2 separate regions of the Homo sapiens genome follow, and region 2 is linked to region 1. Evidence: chromatin loops called from intact Hi-C (ENCODE). Cell type or tissue: PC-3. All regions are shown on one strand. Links, peaks and the distances in the headings refer to the core of each region. The heading gives the core; the rest is flanking DNA.

Region 1 (5,383 bases), core at 218-5,217:
CAGATGACCTAACAGATAGAACCTACCCAACAGATTTGTACTGAATGAAGGAATCTATCAAGAAAACAAGATCGAGGTAAGAGAAGGGAAGCCTAAGCTGAGGTTGGTGACAGGAGCTTACAGGAAAAAGGGTATCTTAGGAGGGTAATTGCTAGCAATTCTCACTGATTATAGAAAATGGAGATGATATTCTGTTCTACTTTTTGCTGCTCAAACAATACCTGGAAGGCTTTTTTCCAACCCAAGTCCCCATACTTAAACAAACAAACAAAAAAATTGTGGCAGCATATGATGTTTTAGAGAAATCCAGCCAGGATAGTGAAAGGAAGGAAACCTGACACGCGAAGAACAGTTGAAAAACTGGTGATGGTAAAAAAATTGAGACTGCTTAGCCTAGAAAAGAAGAGACTTAGAGAGGTACATGCGAGCTGCCTTCCAATACTGAAAAGGTTGTCAGATTTAAGAGGGATTAAATTCTCTACGAATTCTCTAGAAATCGAATAACCTTGTAAAATTTACAGGGAGGTAGGTTTTAGTTCAATATAAGAAAGAAATTTCTAGGGATTGGAGCCATCCGAAAACAGAGTGAGCTGTCATCAGAAGATGTATTTTCCAACACCAGAAATTTTCAAAATGAGATGGACAACTTGACCCGGGCAACCAGGAAGAGCCTGGAAGGATGTGGGCTTGAGGTCAAGGTCTTTGCCCAGGTAACAAGTGTTATTTTCCAACTGAGATTATATGATTCTCCAGAAAGCTACGGAGAGGAAGAAATGCATCCAAAAGTGGAAGTGATGACCCAACATGCTAGCCATTGTCTCAAAAGGTCTTTGGGGTCATGATACAGGGCTTCAAACTGGCCCAGATTTAGGCACTTTATTACCAGCTGACATATCCCCATCAGAGAAAATTTTTCAATGGATCATCTCAAAGCTAAAACAAAGAGCTGGGTAGTTTAAGAAAAAGGGACCTGGGCCAGGCGCGGTAGCTCACGCCTGTAATCCCAGCACTTTGGAAGGCCAAGGAGGGCGGATCACATGAGGTTGGGAGTTCGAGACCAGACTGACCAACATGGACAAACCCTGTCTCTACTAAAATTACAAAATTAGCCGGGTGTGGTGGCGCATGCCTGTAATCCCAGCTATTCGGGAGGCTGAGGCAGGAGAATCACTTGAACCCAGGAGGCAGAGGTTGCGGTGAGCCGAGATTGCACTATTGCACTCCAGCCTGGGCAACAAGAGCAAAACTCGTTCTAAAAAAAAAAGAATAAGGGACCTATTCCAGTCATAAGAAATAAAGTGTTCAAGAGGCCCAACATTCGCTGCAGCCTTCACAGCTGCCTGTTAATTCCTCTGTTTTCACTGTGAACAGAAATTCTAACTCCTACTCACAGATGATGCAAACTTAATTTTCTTCCTTAGAATTTCCACTTCACACCTCTAACCCACTATTTTTCAATAGATGACTTTACCTCCTACTTCTCAGAGAATTAAGTGGCCATCAGAAAAAAACACCATCTACTTTCTACCAGTGTTTTGCAAATCTCATTCCTACCTACTACTGTGTATCTTATATCAGTGAATTTTCCATCATGTGCCAACTCTTCAGTCAAGAACCTAGCTTACATTCTTGATGTTGCCCTTTCTTCCTCCCCAACAGATAAACACTCAGCAAATTGCGCTGATTCAGATTAATTAAAATTCCCAAGTCAATGCATTTCCTCCTGACAGTCTCCGAACTCTTTGTAGCCTCGAGTCCTTCCTATTTCCTGAGTGACATTTCTAAAACACAAAAGCATATCACTCCCCTGCCTAAACCCATCCAGGGCTCCCCATGACTATCAGGATAAAACCCACACTGCAGAGCAGGGCATAAAGTGTTCTCCTCGCCTGCCTCTCCAGTCTCACTGCTACTGTCACTGCACTTTCAATACGTTCTTCCTGTGTATTAATTTTCTGTTGTTGCTGTCACAAATTACCACAAACTGAGTGGTTTAAAACATCATACATTTATCTTCGGGTTTCGAAGGTCAGATGCCCAACCCAGTCTCCCTAGGTTAAAATTCAGGTGTTGGTAGGGACATGTGCTACTCTGGAGGCTCCAGGGGGGAATCGATTAGGTTGGTGCAAAAGTAATTGTGGTTTTTGCCATTAAAAGTAATAGCAAAAACTGCAATTACTTTTGCACCAATCTAATATTTCTTTGCCTTTTCCAGCTACTAGTTGCTGCCTGCATTCCTTGGCTCCTGGCCCCTTCCTCCATCTCCAAAGCCAGAATCAACAGGATGAGTCCTCACATCACATCCCCCTGACCTCCTCTTCTGCCTCCATATTCCACTCTTAAGGGCTCTTGTGATCATATTGAGCTCACCTGAATAATCCAGGAAAATCTCACTATTTTCAGGTCAGCTGCTTAGCAAACATTCCATCTGTGACATAAATCTGCTTTTGCCTAATATGTAACCTAATATAGTCACAGGATTTTTTCTGTGACCATGATTCTGCCAAACACACAATTCACACCTAACTTGTAGTCCCACATCCATCCATGGGCTATTTCACATACTGGTCCCCTACCTGGAGAGCACCTTCTCTCTTACATAAGCCCACCCCACTCCCATTGTTTGACTAATTCCTATGGCCCTTCAGGATCCAGCTATCACATCCTTCCTTCTCTGGCAAGCCTCCTATAAGCCTGTGAGGTTGGGATGAGTACTTCCATTCTGCATTCCAATGAGCCCTCCATGCTTACCTGTAAGGGATGCATAGTAAGCCATTACTTATTGTACTCTCCTAGAGAAACATTGTCCCATTTAACTCTATATCCAGAGTGACTAGCCCAATTCCTCGCATCTAGTACGTCCTCAACACAGACCTAGCCATTCAGATCCATTCCAGTCTGCTGTATTTAACTCCTGGGTTAAACTGCACTCCCAGGACCTCCATAATCAACCCAAAGGTTCTTTTTCTTTTCTATTTTTCTAAACCACTTCTCATTTTGTCTCCACTTCCTTGTTTGCCTTTTATGTAAGCATATGTGTATACGGTAATGATTTTTTTCCTCTTACTTCAAGTGATTTATCTTTAAAGGCTAACTTCACATATTCTCTGTGGATTCCTAGCAATAACCTAGAAAGCAGATAGGCAATCCCTTCAGAGTGTCAATATTTATTTATGTCTACATTTTGTTGACTAAATGATACAGATTCTAAGCCTTCAGGGCAGAGCTCTTGGATAATGTGCTTTGTTTACCTATTAGTGCACCAGTGACAGTCTACAAAGAGCTACAATGATCACAATATATTATTTGTACAGGCCAATGCATGCCTTTATTATTATCACATTTGTGGCAAATGTGATATTTGCCAGAGTGGTTAGCACTTAAGTCTAATGATCTAGAAACAAGGTCATGTTATCAAGTTTCAGAATATCTTGTTAAACATATGATTCAGTTTGGAATCATTCTTTTCTTTTCCCTCCTCCTCCCAATATTGTAATACTTCACTGAACTCAATTTATTAATGATGTATGAATTAATAAATTCTGAGAAATATAAACAATTAACATTAATAACAATGTTACATTCCTCAAAATATCACTATTCTGTATTTTATTCCTCACAAAATCAAGCAAGAGTATAAAGAGATTATAAAGCTACAGATCAACAAATGTAAAACATTGTAGAACAATCCAGAAAATAAATGCAATGATTAATGTCAGCCATGTTTAAAATGAACATATAATTGTAAGTATGCTGAAGAAAATTGGGAATAATCGTATTAGAATAGAATTACATCTAGAAATTTTTTCTCAAAGAAAAAATGTTCCTCAGGAGGTAGAGTTGTGGAGTAGGGCTGTGGGGTTGAGCTGGGTATTATATTATTTAATGACCAGAGAAATAAAAAAAAAAGAGAAGGAGCTAACTCCATGCATGAATCACATGTCTATAAAGTTGGAAAATAAACAAAAGCACCATAGGTACAGAGAAGGACTCTGAGAAACTCTCTTATGAAATGCAAATGCATATTATTGAAGAGCGTAAAGAAATAATGTTAAAGAAGTATTAGAAAACCTATTATTTAGATGTTTGCATTAGTCCATTTTCATACTGCCATAAAGAACTACCCAAGACTGGGTAATTTACAAAGGAAAAAGGTTTAATTGACTCACAGTTCAGCATGGCTGGGGAGGCCTCAGGAAACTTACAATCATGGTGGAAGGCAAAGAGAACCAATGCACCTTCTTCACAAGGCAGCAGGAAGGAGAAGGAACGCAGGAGGAACTACCAAACACTTATAAGACCATCAGATCTCATGAAAACTCACTCACTATCATGAGAAGAGCTCGAGGAACCACCCCCATGATTCAGTTACCTCTACCTGGTCTCTCCCTTGACATGTGGGGATCATGGGGATTATAGGGATTACAATTAAAGATAAGATTTTGGGTGGAGACACAGCCAAACCATATCAATGTTGTATTTAATTTTTATGTAAATGTTTATTGAACATCTACTAATTGTCCTCATCCTATGACAAGGCAACCCCTCTTCCTATTCCATGCCTATAGTGTTGACTTCACAGGGCAAACTATAATGAGAGCCTCATATTATGTAATTGATTTGTAGAAGTTGAATTACAAGACATTACACTTAATGCCATTAAATTTTATATTTCTGATTTTGACCTATCACTGTACCTATTTATACATCTTTTCCACCTTCTGATTTAGCTATCCACTGGATTAGCACCTCCCTGCTTTGCGCAACCCACAAATGTAAGCGTGCCTTCTTTGGCTTTGTTCAAATATCAGTGAGAACATGAAATAGCACGTGGCTTCTAGTGCAGGCTCTAATCAGGAGGAGAAACACACGATGGTCTCCACTGCCAGTGAAGCCCTCAGAAACAAACAGTTGCCTATTCTGCTGAAACGAGCAAAAAGAAGGCCCAAAGAGGCAGCAGTCACTGAAGAAAGAGGTCAGTGCACCCGCAAACACAGGCACTCTTTTTTTTTTTTTTTTCTTTGAGACGGAGTCTCGCTCTGTCGCCCAGGCTGGAGTGCAGTGGCGCGATCTCGGCTCACTGCAAGCTCCACCTCCCGGGTTCACGCCATTCTCCTGCCTCAGCCTCCCAAGTAGCTGGGACTACAGGCGTCCGCCACCACACCCAGCTAATTTTTTTGTATTTTTAGTAGAGACAGGGTTTCACCGTGCTAGCCAGGATGGTCTCGATCTCCTGACCTCGTGATCCGCCCACCTCGGCCTCCCAAAGTGCTGGGATTACAAGCTTGAGCCACTGCGCCCAGCCCACTCTTTTCTTTTCTGAGAGACAATCACTCATTTAGGACCCCTTCCCTCAGGAGAAACTGTTCCCTCCTTCTGGGAT
Region 2 (5,383 bases), core at 262-5,261, 390 kb after region 1:
TATGTTGCCAGGCGTGGTGGCTCACGCCTATAATCCCAGCACTTTGGGAGGCTGAGGCGGGTGGATCACGAGGTCAGGAGTTCAAGACCAGCCTGGCCAAGATGGTAAAACCCCGTCTCTATTAAAAATACAACACTTAGCTGGGCATGGTGGCGGGCGCCTGTAGTCCTAGTTACTCGGAGGCTGAGACAGAGAATTGCTTGAATCCGAGAGGCGGAGGTTGCAGTGAGCCGAGATCGCACTACTGCACTCCAGCCTGGGTGACAGAGCAAGACTCCGTCTCCAAAAAATAAAAAAATTAGTCATTATGCAACACAATATTCTTTAATATTAATAGACTAGAACACAGCATAATTAATGAAGACAACAGAAAGTTTTAACCTACACTACGAGCACATGCTTGTTTAAAACACGGGCCTAATACACTGAAAACATAAACCAGCCACTTAGAGTTCAGAGGTCACCTCATGTGATTTTCATTCACAGACCAGACCATGGCACGTTGGGATGTCAAGTCTGGACTTTTCTGCTGACCTGTATTGCATTATCGGGTCTCACAGGGTGCCTGGGAAATGGACGGAGGCAGTGGTCGCCTGATCTATTTCTGCACTTTGCCCAGTGTAATAGGAGGATCCGTGGGAAGCCAGCAGTGGAGAAGTTTATGGAGAGCTGTGTAGTGAACCCGAAATTGCACTCCCTGCTTCCCCTCCCACCCACGGCCACTCCATTTTCCCTGCTTCTTTCTTCCTCTGACCATACTACACGCACCTTAGCACAAACATCTGATGCCTTCTTACAAGTTTTCTCACGGTTGGCCAAAGAGTGTAGATTAACCGAGAAGAAAACCCAAATCGCTGGGGGGCCACTTGATGCTGCTGTAGTCTCTGAAAATACATGCGAAATGTGTGACAATATACCTGGTGGCTCTCCTGAGAGACGCGACAGGTCCACGGAAGGAAACCATGGAAGGATATGCCAAAGTTTCCAAACAAGGATGAGTTAATATGTTAGTAACTGACTGCAAGAATATTTAGCTGACACAGAATAAAGAGATCAGAACAAAAAAGATACAAACAGGAACTACCAGTTTCTACACCCAGACAGATAACTAGGCCAGGTAAACCCCAAATCGAGACAGACACGATGACAGTGCTTGGAAATGTTGTGGGAAAGCTTCTATTTAAAAAGCATCAGATTCGATCCAGAGCCACTTCTACCTAATATTACACACGTAAAGATCTATTTAAATATTTAATATTTATGTGTAATTATGGCAGTTATCATGCACTTGAGAATCAGGGCCATGTTACTCATGTAACAGGACAAGGTGAGTCCTGACATGGATGCTGGTGCAAGTGTGAGCAGAATAAATGTGTGGGGGGGGAGGAGGCCCACACATAAAGCTCTTCTACCTCTAGAGCAAACTGCCAAGCAGGGCGAGATTCATAAGTCAATTCGCATTACTCTCCACAAAGAATTATTTTATTTTTCTTTTCATTTCAAAATTATACCATTAGTGTATATGATCATTGTAAGCAGATGGCTAATTTCAGTTGAAAATATACACATCAATAATATATGGCATGTTGTTCTGTTTATTTTGCTGACTGCACGGAGACAACCATAAACAAATGGTCACACACACCGCCTTTACCTGAGACCACTTTGGGCTACTGAATGGTGGACTTAGAATGATTTTTAGCTTTCTGTGTTTTCTTTGCAATAAATAGTCAATGCTTTTGTGATAAGATTAAAACATTATTTTTTTAATGTAGTTTCAGAAAAACTTTGTGCTATCTTTCATAATTGACTTTAAAAATAAGCATTTAAAATATTTAATGCCTACAGACTTAAACTTTTGATGCAATTCCCTAACAAGCAGATAAATAAAATTATCCTAGTTGAAGTTGTGGCCTATTTAATACATAAATCTCTGAGTCCACAGAAGCTGTAGTAACAAACTTGTTTACTCAAATAAGTGAAAAAAAGGGAATATATACAATTTATGCTTAATCATTGAACTGTACAAACATTTCAAAGATTCTAAATCCCAGCTTTACAAAGAGGCTCAGCCTAGCAGTTGCAAACCAAAAGTCATGTAATATCACAGGTTTATTCCCAAGCCAGTGTTCTGTATCAAGTATACTTCGAATTTACCCCATTTTGGAAAACATGTACTTTTTCCATAAAAGGCTTTAATTTTTAATTAAATGTCAAAGCCTACAGTGAAGAAGAGAAGTCGAGTACAAACTGGTTCATCTGCAATTCCGAATGCAGATGAGCAGTCTGCAGTTCTGCTGTAATTGGCTGGTGTTTCCAGTCACCTCCTGACAAAGGATGCACGCTGCTCTGGATAAGCCCAAACCCTTGACCCTTCACCCCACCATGTACTTTGGGCCTGCCACATCTATACGGAGCTAGGAGAGCATTAACACCAAAGACCAAGGCTCCTTTCCGAAGTGCTCTGTGCACTTGGGAATACGAATACTCCCAAAGAAGGACTCTGCATCATGAGCATGTGAATTTGATGGCACACTTCATAAACAGGCAGGATCTTCAGTCTTGCATGTCTTCCATTTAATGCTAGATTGCTGCAACAGCTTAATAAGGTATTCTCTGAATGCCCCAAACATAAGAGTTTTGTTATAAAATGAATAAATAAAGGCAGGGCCTACGAAAGACACAGGCAGTAATAAGAAATACTTGGAAAATGTTTTTCCTTTTTTGTGGATAGCACTTTACTGCCCCCTTTTGCACTTTAACATCAGAACAAGTTTCTACGCAGACTTATTCTGAAATCAGAGAAATACTGGGGTGTAGCGATAGGGTGTCAGGTTTATACGGAATTAGGTTACCAGATACTACTGCTTAGAGTAAAAAGTAATTACCTTAAAACTTCCAGCGAGGGCACCACTATCTTCTCAGCGGCTTTAAACCTCCAAGAAATAAGGTAGTGATTGGAGGCTTTGACATTTTCTGCTTTAATTTGGATGTATATGTGTGTTGGAACAATTGCGTGTTTTCACAGGTGCCCCTTCTTTCACACTTTCCTAAAACAAATATCGTCTGCAACATGAACCTGATTTATTCAAGGAAAAGAAAAGGGGTCTAAGAGCAGGCTATACAATTTGGAACCATTAAAGTGTTATAAATCTGAGAGCAAAGACTAGATGGGTGGGGGTGGGGGGTACAATTCACACCAATGACAAGCAAAATCTTTTCAAGAAAAGGAAAGATGAGAAGCACAGAAATTCAAACACACGGTGAACTGATCGGCACACAAACCAGTTTAGCAACTCTTCAAGGTGAGGTGTATTTGTGCCTCTTCATCACGCATACCTTTGAAAAAAAGTAATTAAACTACAGTCTAAAGGAAAGTTTTATTTGTCAAACTTGAATCTGCAATAACAGAGCTAGAGGGCCCCCAGTTCCTGGCCCAAAGACCTCAACTTGTATTTGATACAGCTGCGTGTGATGCTGTGTATCCTTTTATTTAAACACAATCCATTTTCCTCTGTCAGTCTACAATTAGCATATGAGTCAAAATAATATTAAATTTCACAGCCCACAGTGCTGCACAATTGAATGAAAACTGACTCCTTTTGATGTTAATCTTGTTTTTTATTTGTGATGTAATGCTCAAAATCCTGCTGGCTGAAGTCAATTTTATTTTAAAGTGCTCAAAGACAGTATTCTCATAGTTTAAGCTTTTTTTTTTTTTCTTCAGGAAAATAACAGAAGTATTTATTTAATTTTTATCTGTGCCATGATTTTCACTGTCATAAAAAATTCACAGAAGGGCATACCTATAAATGGCTGAGGCTAAAAAATCATCTACTTTGGTATTAATCATCTAGAAATCTAACTTTAAGTGTGTGATCCCCAAATATCATTGTTGTCTTTTCAAAAGTTGAGACTAGTTAAATCTCTGTCATGAAATTAAAGACAAAACTCAACCACCTATATCAAAATAAAAATGCAGGTCTTTATTTACCAAAAAAACAAAAAAAAAACCACACACGCACCCCAAAAAAATCAGCCTATGAATTTTGTAGCTAGATAAGAAAAAATGTGGAGATTTGAAGAGTAAGGCTGGGATGCTATGTACAGTGGGCAAGTGAGAAGGGGGGTGATCTCACAAATGCCAAATTTCATCCTGCTGGCTTGATCACGCCAGCTCCATTACTAAAAGGAGGATTTCATAACCTTCAGAGACAAGATGCACTGCAGGCTTCTTTCCCAACTGTAATTTGTGTGCACCTGTACGGTCTTGTTCCAAACCATGCTTTCAGCAAGAGTCTATAAAGGAAGGTGGAACTCCTGTTATTTATAGGTGAGGCACCAGAAAGAAAAATGGTTTACATAGAGAAAGAAATTCAAAGGGCATTTCCAGCTGGTTCTCTCTTGTTTTAGATATGAGTGTTCAAATCCATTTGCTCATTTACCTGAATGGGAAAAATCGCGGAGATGAAAGGCTCACGTAAGTCATACAGGGAATGCCTTGGCATTGAAAAAACTCAAAGAAATGGAATTCAGCTACAGTGACAAGCATAACAATACTACAATCTAGAGTTAGGGAGAGCATATCTTTTGTTTTAACCCTCTGCCCATCCCTTTCCTTCCTACCATCATATTTTTTTTTAACTACAAAGAATTTTGCCTATTGACAAAAATGATTCACCCATGTATTATTAAAATGAAACCTTTCCCTTTTGGTGGGGCCAACAGCCCAGCGAGGGGCTGCCATTCCTGCTCCTCCAGGATTGAGTCTGTCTCGTTTACCATGGGACCCTCCCTCTGACCCCCGACCAGGTACCTTGCATAAATAGGGTGCTCAATAGGTGGCTGTGTAATTAAAGAATGAACAAATTAATAAGGCATAAGATGAGATAAAACTCTCCAAGTTCTCTTTTGCTATAAGAGATTCACCTTGCCAATCAAGTATAATCAGCCCAGTAACACAGTTTACAAGGCTGTGTGCAATTGCTTTACAAGCAGGCTGCTTCACAGATACCTCCTTCCTGGGCTTCAGAGGAGGGTCAGGGCTAGGTCTGCTGTGGGCGTATGACAGGAGACATTTTCCTGCACGTCTCAGGGCTTTGCCACAGCCCGTGAAGTTAGGGAAGAAAAGGAAGAAAAACAAAGCAGGCTACAAAACAGCCAGGTCTGTACTGCTACCATCAAAAGGAAGCAAAATCAGACTGGGTTCCTGACTTCCATACGGATCGCCCCCACAACTGTGTACCTTAGGAAAATAGAAACAGCGCTCCACTGTAACTTTGAGGACGACCCATTTATTTCCTGCTTAGTCACCACATTCAGCCTGGAATTACCTTGACCAAAACCCAAAAACACCCTAGAAGTTAAATACTATAAGTGATTC

What was found. Hi-C counts contacts between places; a loop is a spot of excess contacts. Peaks named below come from ENCODE experiments on the same cell type or tissue, not always from the same donor. Only the 100,000 strongest peaks of a DNase experiment are listed, where the experiment ranks them.
Region 2: it touches region 1 in a loop (8-fold over the local background); 1 of 110 quality-filtered maps calls a loop at or near these places.

What each region holds. Positions count from the first base shown.
Region 1 is chr13:106,126,275-106,131,657 of GRCh38, forward strand. No RefSeq gene overlaps it. Among named protein-coding and RNA genes, the nearest start is that of LINC00460, 250 kb to the right of the region's middle. In PC-3, for the core only: no CTCF peak of the experiment used is centred there; a DNase peak (open chromatin) is centred at 3,267; H3K27ac peaks cover 2,072 bases.
Region 2 is chr13:106,518,053-106,523,435 of GRCh38, forward strand. The region is part of intron 1 of EFNB2 (ephrin B2); the gene reads right to left. Among named protein-coding and RNA genes, the nearest start is that of EFNB2, 15 kb to the right of the region's middle. In PC-3, for the core only: a CTCF peak has its summit at 2,758; a DNase peak (open chromatin) is centred at 3,299; H3K4me3 peaks cover 2,289 bases; H3K27ac peaks cover 2,445 bases.